Regions from separate parts of the Homo sapiens genome. Here region 2 is linked to region 1. A link is a contact called in ENCODE Hi-C or POLR2A ChIA-PET data. All regions are on one chromosome and are shown on one strand. The core of a region is the stretch at or near the end of the contact, and the rest is flanking DNA. Distances in the headings are between cores, read along the strand shown.

Region 1 (4,658 bases), core at 1,374-3,873:
ATTAGATAATGTGGCTGCCTCCCTCACCAGACTGGCAGTTTTGTGTTGGGTCTCAGGGCCTGGGCTGGGAGCCAACCAGGACTGGGAACCCTGAATGCCCCAGGAGGCCGGTGGCTGCCCCGTCACTGCCCTGCCCAGGGGCCGGCCCATCCTGCACTGCATCTGGGCCCAGGCACAAGGGAAAGGCAGAACGACCTTTGCCTGGGGCTGCAGTTTGGCCCCACAGGGCTCAGTGACCAGCCTGCCCGAGGTCACAACACAAAGCCCCCTGCGCTCACTGCCTGGAAGGCCCTGTCCACCTCCTGCTCACTCCAGATCCAAACCGCTTGCTTTCACTTGTATCAGGATGTCCTGGAAGATTCCTGGAGCAGCACAGGACACACACACATGCACATGTGTACATGCACGGGGCAGGGACCTCATGTTTCCTCCATGCTTAGAACAGGACCCCGGTGGGTCCCCAGTCAGCATTTGCTGAGCAAGTAGACACACGCAGCGCAGGGTCAGGCCACGCACACAAACACATGCGTGTTCAGCCTCACACACACAAGCACACTTTGCATGTTAAGCCTTGCACACACACATGCACACTGCACCTCCCCACACTTTAAGCACATGTTTAGCCTTGCACACATGACCATACTCCCCACATGCACGTGTTGAGCCTCACACACAGGCACACTGCAGGCCTGCACACATGTATGTTCAGCCTTGCACACACGCAAGCGCACTGTGTCCACAAGCACACTTTGCACGTGTGGGCAGCCTTACCCAGAACAAGCACCCGGCACCCACTGGGGCTGCCTCTGCAGCCTCTCTCTCCTTATAAGGCCTCTTTGTGTAAGGTGAGGGCCCCGGAAGCACCATCTCAGCGCCCTCAGCCATGTCAGCAGGTCTGATGGGGGTTTCCCTGAGCGTTTCCTGTGTTCCCAGGCTGGGACATCACCACCCACATCTGATGCCAGCACTGTGCAGAGAGAAGCTCAAGGCCTGTGACTGATTCACGGTGCTCATCTACACCCCGACAACCCCCATGGTCCAAGGTCACCAGCAGGGCAGGGGCAGGGTGAAGGCCAGAAGCCCACTTTCACACTCCACCCAGGCTCTGGTTGGCCCCAGGACTCCAGCTGAGGCCAATTTTTCCCTCCCTTTCAGCCCCAGGAGGCCCAGACTGAAGGAACCTCCGGGGATGAGGGTGGGAGAGCCCAGACTCAGAACCCTGGGTTGATGCACAGACTCTGACATCCCAGCATCAGTGGTCACATTCTTGCTGTGTGCCCAGCCACATCTCTGCCCTGGCTGTCAAGACGGAGTGGCTGGCTCTGCTGAAGACAGCAACCCCCACGTGTGCCAGTGGGCAAGGGCAACCGAGAGGACTTGAAGAGCCCTGACCACTGTTTCTAGGACCTAGACATACTCAAGGGGCAGAGGAGGGGCTGGAAAAGATGGCCACAGTGGTACACTAGTGACTGGCAGAGGAGGGAGGTTGAGACCACACCTATCAGCCAATCACACTTCAGCATGAATTAGCAGAAATACTTCCTAGTCTGTTGAACAAACCCCTTAAATGGGGCAAAGAAGTGTTAAGGGGGCGAGAGACAGGAAGACTCATTTCCCTTTTTCCATAACTTCTGCAAAGCAGCTGAAACCCAAAGCGCCTCTGCGATAACTCCCCAACCCCCACATCTTACCAGTGAGGAAGTGGGAGAGCAAAAAGGGAGTGGCTTCTCTCAGCCAATGCTGCCACAGGGCTCCAGTCTCCTGCCTCAGGGATTCTAGCCGGGGACACTCCAACTTCATCATCCTCAGGAAAACCTCTCACCTACCAAGCCTGCGTGAGCCAGCGTGTGCTCACCCCCGCCTGCCAATTACCCTGCTCTGGATGTCTCAGGAGAAAAATACGAGGGCTGCTTCACCCACCAGTGTTGACAGCATAAGGTCTCAGTGATGGCTCCTGGGGGAGGGATCCAGGACACCAACCCACTATCACTGTGGCCCTGTGAGCCAGCACTGTGGGCCTGTTTGATGTTAAGAAACCAGAGAGAGGAGGGGATAGCCGGGCACAGTGGCTCACGCCTGTAATCCCAGCACTTTCGGAGGCCGAGGTGGGTGGATCACTTGAGGTCAGGAGTTTGAGACCATCCTGGCCAACATGGCAAAACCCCGTCTCCACTTGGAAAAAAAAAAAAAAAATTAGCCAGGCATGGTGGTGCCAGGCAAAGAAAGCCTCAGGCTGCCCAGCGGCGGGGTGGTGGTGGTGAGGCACTCTAAAGTCCTGGGCCTTGATACTCTCTCCCTTACTGTGCTGGGTTTACATTCTAGCTGTCTTCATACTGGCTGGGTGCCCTCAGCCAATATTTCCCTCCCATCTTAATCCAGATGAGGCTGGGGCTAGACTAGGCACAGGCTGCGGGACCCTTCTTGCCTGGCTTCCTTAGGTTTCCCTGAATCCAGAGGTTTGGCTGTATCAGAGGCTAAACCAAGGAGGAGTTGCCTGGAGGAAAGATCTCAGCATTACAGGCGCTCTGGGAAGTCCCCACCCAGCTCAGGCAGTTCTTGGATAGAGCAGCCAGCAGGCTAATTTGCACCGTGCTAAGCGGTTACTCAACTTCCTATGCTGGGTCAGAGCCCTTCCTACCCCTATCCTTCCCTCTCCAGCTCTGCTCTTGAAGTCTTACCAACCACGCAGAGTGAAGTCAAGAAACACACATGAAAACAATCGTAAGGTACCATTAAAGCACCGGTTAGTCATCCAAACAAAACAAAAACACACAAAATTCAATGCTAGCAGAGCTGTGGAGAAATTGTCATTTGTTGCTAATTGGTTTAATTCTTCTGAAGGGCACTCAATTCAACAAGTGGGTGGGACCAAATATTAATAGAACAGAATAACACTAACAGGAACTTGAAAATTAGCATTCTGGCCAGGTGTGGTGGCTCACGCCTATACTCCCAGCACTTTGGGAGGCCGAGGTGGGTGGATCACGAGGTCAGGAGATCGAGACCATCCTGGCTAAAACGGTGAAACCCCGTCTCTACTAAAAATACAAAAAATTAAGCCGGGCGTGGTGGCGGGCGCCTGTAGTCCCAGCTACTCGGGAGGCTGAGGCAAGAGAATGGCGTGAACCCGGAAGGCGGAGCTTGCAGTGAGCCGAGATTGCGCCACTGCACTCCAGCCTGGAGGACAGAGCAAGACTCCATCTCAAAAAAAAAAAAAAAAAAAAGAAAAAGAAAATTAACATTCTTTGGTCACATACACCCATTTGGTCCTAAGAAAACAGCAACACATTTTTCTTTCTTTTTCTTTTTTATTTTTGAGATGTAGTCTCATTCTGTCGCCCAGGCTGGAGTGTAGTGGTGCATTCTCGGCTCACTGCAACCTCCGCCTCCCAGGTTCAAGCAATTCTCCTGTCTCAGCCTCCCCAGTAGGTGGAACTACAGGTGCCCACCACCACGCCCAGCTAATTTTTGTTTTTGTTTTTAGTAGAGATGGGGTTTCACCATGTTGGACAGGCTGGTCTCGAACTCCTGACCTTGTGATCCACCCGCCTCGGCCTCCCAAAGTGCTGGGATTACAGGTGTGAGCCACCACGCCTGGCCCCATTTTTCTTTTTTAAAAGCAAACAGGTGGGGTGCCATGGCTCACGCCTGTAATCCCACCATTTTGGGAGGCCAAGCCAGGTGGATCACTTGAGTCCAGGAGTTCGGAGACCAGCCTGGGCAACATGGCAAAACCCTGTGTCTATAAAAACTACCAAAAAAAAAAAAAAAATTAGCGGGATGTGATGCTGTACGCCTGTAGTCCTGGCTATCTGAGGGGCTGAGGCTGGAGGATTCCTTGAGCTGGGAAGGTGGAGGTTGCAGTGAGCCGAGATCTCGTCACTGTACTCCAGCCTGGGTGACAGAGTGAAACCTCATCTAAAAAATAAAGCAAACATGTTTATAATAGCTGTCTTTATAATGGTGACAGTGTGGAAAAACCCAGGTGACAATATGGAAAGAGTAAATTATGACATTAACATGTTGAGATGCTACGTAATTATTAATATTAGAAAAGACCTATCAACCGACGGGTGCGGTGGCTCACACCTGTAATCCCAGACTTTGGGAGGCGGAGGCAGGTGGATCACCTGAGGTCAGGAGTTTGAGACCAGCCTGCCCAACATGGTAAAACCCTCTCTACTAAAAATACAAAATTTATCTGGGCTTGGTGGTGGGCACTTGTAATCCCAGCTGCTCGGGGGGTCGAGGCAAGAGAATCACTTGAACTCGAGAGGAAGAGGTTGCAGTTAGCTGAGATTGTGCCACTGCACTGCAGCCTGGGCGACAGAGTGAAACTCCGCCACCTCCAAATAAAAAAAAAAAAGAAGAAGAAGAAGAAGAAGAAGCTGGGCGCGGTGGCTCACGCCTGTAATCCTAGCACTTTGGGAAGCCGAGGTGGGCGGATCACCTGAGGTCAGCAGTTCGAGACCAGCCTGGCCAACATGGTGAAACCCCGTCTCTACTAAAAATATAAAAATTAGCCGGGCATATTGGCATGTACCTGTAATCCCAGCTACCTGAGAGGCTGAGGCAGGAGAATCACTGGAACCCGGGAGGCAGATGCTGCAGTGAGTCAAGGTAGTGTCACCACACTCCAGCCTGGGCAACAGAACAAG
Region 2 (4,658 bases), core at 726-3,225, 1.1 Mb before region 1:
GCAGTTGCCGGAGACAGAACCAGCCCAGCCTTTGGGCTCACAAAGACCAGGTTCAAATTCTGCCTTTCCTGGCTGTGTGACCTTCAGCAAGTGAATTAACCTGTCTGAATCTCTGTCTCAAAAGCAAGGCTCTGTCTCAAGAAAAAAAAAAAAGGAAAATAAATGAAATAGTTATTAGAGTGTGGTCCTGGACCAGAGCATCGCATTCCCCAGAGAGTAGTAGAAATTCAAACTCCAGGCCCTGCACCGCAGACCTACTGAATCAAAAACCCTAGGATGGGGGCCAGCAATCTGTTTGAACACGCCTGCTGAAGTTTGGGAATCACTGCCACACTGCATGGGAATGTAGACTGTTGGGATTCTGAAGCTTAGGACATATCACAATCTCCTGAGAGCTTGTTAAAAACACAGATTCCAGGCCGGGCATGGTGGCTCACACCTGTAATCCCAGCACTTTGGGAGGCTGAGGCAGGTGGATCACGAGGTCAGGAGATGGAGACCATTCTGGCTAACGCAGTGAAACCCCGTCTCTACTAAAAATACGAAAAATTAGCCAGGCGTGGCGGCACTCACCTGTAGTCCCAGCTACTTGGGAGGCTGAGGCAGGAGAATTGCTTGAACCCGGGAGGTAGAGGTTGTAGTGAGTGGAGATTGCACCACTGCACTCCAGCCCGGTGACAGGGCGAGACTCTGTCTCAAAAAAATAAAACAAAAACAAAAAATAAAATAAGAAAAAAAAAACACAGATTCCAGGCCATGAACGGTGGCTCACGCCTGTAATCTCAGCACTTTGGGAGGCCAAGGCGGGTGGATCACCTGAGGTCAGGAGTTCAAGACCAGCCTGGTCAACATGGTGAAACCCTGTCTCTACAAAAATATAAAAATTAGCTGGGCATGATGGCAGGTGCCTGTAATCTCACCTATCTGGGAGGCTGAGGCAGGAGAATCGCTTGAACCTGGGAGGCAGAGGTTGCAGTGAGCCGAGATCAAGCCACTGCACTCCAGCCTGGGCAGCAGAGCAAGACTCCGTCTGAAAAAAAAAAAAAAACCCACAGATTCCAACTGGGTGTGGTGGCTCATGCCTGTAATCTTAGCACTTTGGGAGTCCAAGGTGGCAGGATCACTTGAGCCCAGGAGTTTGAGGCCAGCCTGGGCTACATAGCCAGACCCCATCTCTACAAAACAAACAGACAAAAAAGAAAAGTAGCTGCTGGTGGTGGTGGTATGTGCCTGTGGTCCCAGCTGCTCGGGAGGCTGAGGTGGAGGATGGCTTGAGCCCAGGAGTTTGAGGCTGCAGTGAACCATGATGATGCCGCTGCACTCCAGCCTGGGCAACAGAGCGAGAGCCTGTCTCAAACCAGACAAGACAAAACAAAACAAAAACCAGATTTTTGGCCTCAAAGTCAGAAACTGAGGTGGGGTCTGGGAATCCTTTTTTTTTTTTTTTTTTTGAGATGGGGTCTCACTCTGTTGCCCAAGCTGGAGTGCAGTGGCACAATCTCGGCTCACTGCAACCTCCGCCTCCCGGGTTCAAGCGATTCTCCTGCCTCAGCCTCCAGAGTAGCTGGGATTACAGGCGTGCACCACCACGCCCGGCTAATTTTTATATTTTTAGTAGAGACGGGGTTTCACCATGTTGGCCAGGCTGGTCTCGAACTCTTGACCTCGGGTGATCTGACCACTTCGGCCTCCCAAAGTGTTGGGATTACAGGCATGAGCCACCACGCCCGCTGGAATCGATATTTTAACCGGAGATGAGTTTTATTGGGGTGGGGGGTGCCCCGGAGGCTGCACTGCGGGGAGATCACAGAAGGCACCTTGGGGTATTGGAGACTCTGGCCTGGGGGACTGAGGACTCCCCTTGGGTGGAGGAGGGGAGATGCAGCTGGAGAGAGGACACCTGGACACCTGCCCAATCCAGTGACGTCAGCCTCGTCTGCTGTCAGAAGGGGGCGGGGCCTCGGGGGCGGAGTCTCTCCCGCCTCAGCCCTCGGTCTAGTCTGGCCACCTTCCCAGTCTGGTGGGTGCAGGTGGGGAGAAGCCTGGGTCTGGGGGCAACAAGCGCGGGTAAGACCTGTAGGGGGCCAGCTAGGGACGCCAGCGGGGGCCGGGTGGTCGGGCGTGGCGGCCGCGGCGAAGCTGGGGGACTTGAACAGCCTGTCTCGTCTTGGTCCTGACCTCCAGGTGGCGCCGCGGTGCGCGGACCGGCGTTAAGGTCGCGTCGCCCTTGGCCTCTGGCTGGGGAAGCCCCTACGGCCTAATGGGGGTGGTGGAGGAACTGCTAGAGGGGCTCTAGGCCATAGCCGGGAACAGAGAGACCTCCCTATGTGAGCCCCCGGAGACCCTGACCGCGGGCTCTGCCGCTCCTCCCAGCACCCCTACGACATTAGCCGATGGGGGAGCCGACATTAGCGGATGGATTCTTAAACACTAAAGGGTCTCCAGAGCATAAAATGGGCACTGGTGACACTGCTTCCACGGGACGGTTAGTTTCTAGTGAAAACAGCTTCTCCACTGCGCATGATGGCTCATGTCTGTAATCCTGACATTTCGGGAGGCCAAGGTAGGGAGAACTGCTTGAGCCCAGGAGTTCAAGACCAGCCTGGGCAATATAGTGAGACCCCATCTGTCGCTTTTTTTTTTTTTTTTGAGACGGAGTCTTGCTCTGTCGCCCAGGATGGAATGCGGTGGCGCGATCTCGGCTCATTGCAACCTCCACCTCCCAGGTTCAAGCGATTGTCGTGCCTCAGCCTCCCGAGTAGCTGAGATTACAGGCATGTGCCACCACGCCCAGCTCATTTTTTTGTATTTTTAGTAGAGAGATGGGGTTTCACCATGTTGGCCAGGCTGGTCTGGAACTCCTGACCTTAAATAATCCACCTGCTTTGGCCTCCCAAAGTGCTGGGGTTACAGGCGTGAGCCACTGCGCCCAACCATGAGACCCTATTTCTAAAAAAAATAATTTTAGGCCGGGTGCGGTAGCTCACGCCGGTAATCCCAGCACTTTGGGAGGCGGAGGAGGGTGGATCACCTGAGATCAGGAGTTCCTGACCAACCTGGCCAACATGGTGAAACCCTGTCTCTACTAAAAATACAAAAATCAGCCGGGCATGGTAGTGGGCGCCTGTAATCGCAGCTACTAAGGAGGCTGAGGCAGGAGAATCGCTTGAAACCGGGAGGCAAAGGTTACAGTGAGCCGAGATTGCGCCACTGCACTCCGCCTGGGCAACAGAATGAGACTCCGTCTCAAAAAAAAAAAAAAAGAAAAGAAAAGAAAAGAAAAAATAAATAATAATTAAATTAACTGGCCATAGTGCCATGCACCTAAAAGTCCCAGCTACTTGGGAGGCTGAGGTGGGAGAATTGCTTGAGTCCAGGAGTTAGAGGCTGCAGTGAGCTGTGATTGCATCACTGCACTCCAGCCTGGTTAACAGAGCAAGACCTTGTCTCAAAACAAAACAAAATTCAACAAAACAAATCCTGCCTCATCCGATTCTTGGCCAGGACACACTGGTGTGGAAACCCTCCTTCCCCACCAAGTTCGCATCCTGCCCGGCCCCCCGGGTTCCACCTGCAGCCACTCTATCCCTCTAGCCCAGAACTAACCCAGCCTCCACCCCTTGTCGTCCCTTTGTTTTCAGGATAACCTGAAATCCTAGCACTTTTGGAATAAACCTGTAATCCTAGCACTTTGGGAGTCCAAGGTGGCAGGATCGCTTGAGCCCAGGAGTTTGAAGCCAGCCTGGGCTACATAGCCAGACCTCATCTCTACAAAACACTCCCTGTGCCCTGGCCTTTCCTCAGCCTGGGGGCCAGTAGAAAAAGTGTGGGGCATTTCGAGGTTTTTCTCAGGTTGAAGGACTGGCAAGGTGTGTCTGTGGTAGTAACTTGTGGGGAAGGGACTGGGCCCTGATTCTCAGGGCTCTGCTTTGAGCCTAGGCTATATTTTATTTAATTTTAATATTTATTTATTTGTTTGTTTTGTTTTGTTTTTAGTTGTTTGAGAAGGAGTTTCGCTCTTGTTGCCCAGGCTGGAGTGCAGTGGCGTGATCTCGGCTCATTGCAACCTCTGCCTCCCAGGTTCAAGCGATTCTCCTGCCTCAGCCTCCCGAGTACCTGTGATTACAGGCATCTGCCACCACACTCCGCTAATTTTTGTATTTTTAGTGGAGACGGGGTTTCACCATGTTGGCAAGGCTGGTCTCAAACTCCTGATCTCAGGTGATCTACCACCTTAGTTAGCCTCCCAAAGTGCTGGGATTACAGGCATGAGCCACCGGGCCCGGCCTTATTTATTTTATTTATTTTTATTTATTTTTTTTGAGACAGAGTCTCACTCTGTCGCCCAGGCTGGAGTGCAGTGGTGAAATCTTGACTCACTGCAACCTCTGCCTCCCAGGTTCAAGCGATTCTCCTATCTCACCCTCCTGAGTAGCTGGGACTACAGGCGCACGCCACCACACCTGGCTAATGTTTGTATTTTTAGCAGAGATGGGGTTTCACCATATTGGTTAGGCTGGTCTCGAACTCCTGACCTCAGGTGATCCATCCGCCTCTGCCTCCTAGAGTGCTGGGATTACAGGCGTGAGCCACCACGCCCGGCCATAATTTATTTTATTTTTGAGACAGTGTCTTGCATGTCACCCAGGCTGGAGTGC

What was found. A loop is a pair of places that touch in the nucleus more often than their neighbours do. ChIA-PET counts read pairs that join two places held with the same protein, here RNA polymerase II (POLR2A). Pooled maps may share reads with other maps.
Region 2: a pooled map shows a loop between it and region 1 (3-fold over the local background). The contact joins two enhancer-like sites. A Hi-C loop is called at or near these places in 1 of 50 pooled maps. POLR2A ChIA-PET finds 5 or more read pairs at or near these places in 2 of 52 experiments (WTC11 and activated CD8-positive, alpha-beta memory T cell).

What each region holds. Positions count from the first base shown.
Region 1 is chr7:99,377,341-99,381,998 of GRCh38, reverse strand. All of the region lies in intron 1 of ARPC1B (actin related protein 2/3 complex subunit 1B), which reads right to left. Among named protein-coding and RNA genes, the nearest start is that of ARPC1B, 4.9 kb to the right of the region's middle. RefSeq lists enhancers at 763-1,082, 1,683-2,002. Within about 2 kb of position 2,623, at least 32 of the 41 ENCODE cell types and tissues checked have a DNase peak (open chromatin) inside an H3K27ac peak, as active enhancers do.
Region 2 is chr7:100,448,153-100,452,810 of GRCh38, reverse strand. No RefSeq gene overlaps it. Among named protein-coding and RNA genes, the nearest start is that of SPACDR, 14 kb to the left of the region's middle. RefSeq lists a silencer at 1,922-2,021. Within about 2 kb of position 1,975, at least 35 of the 41 ENCODE cell types and tissues checked have a DNase peak (open chromatin) inside an H3K27ac peak, as active enhancers do.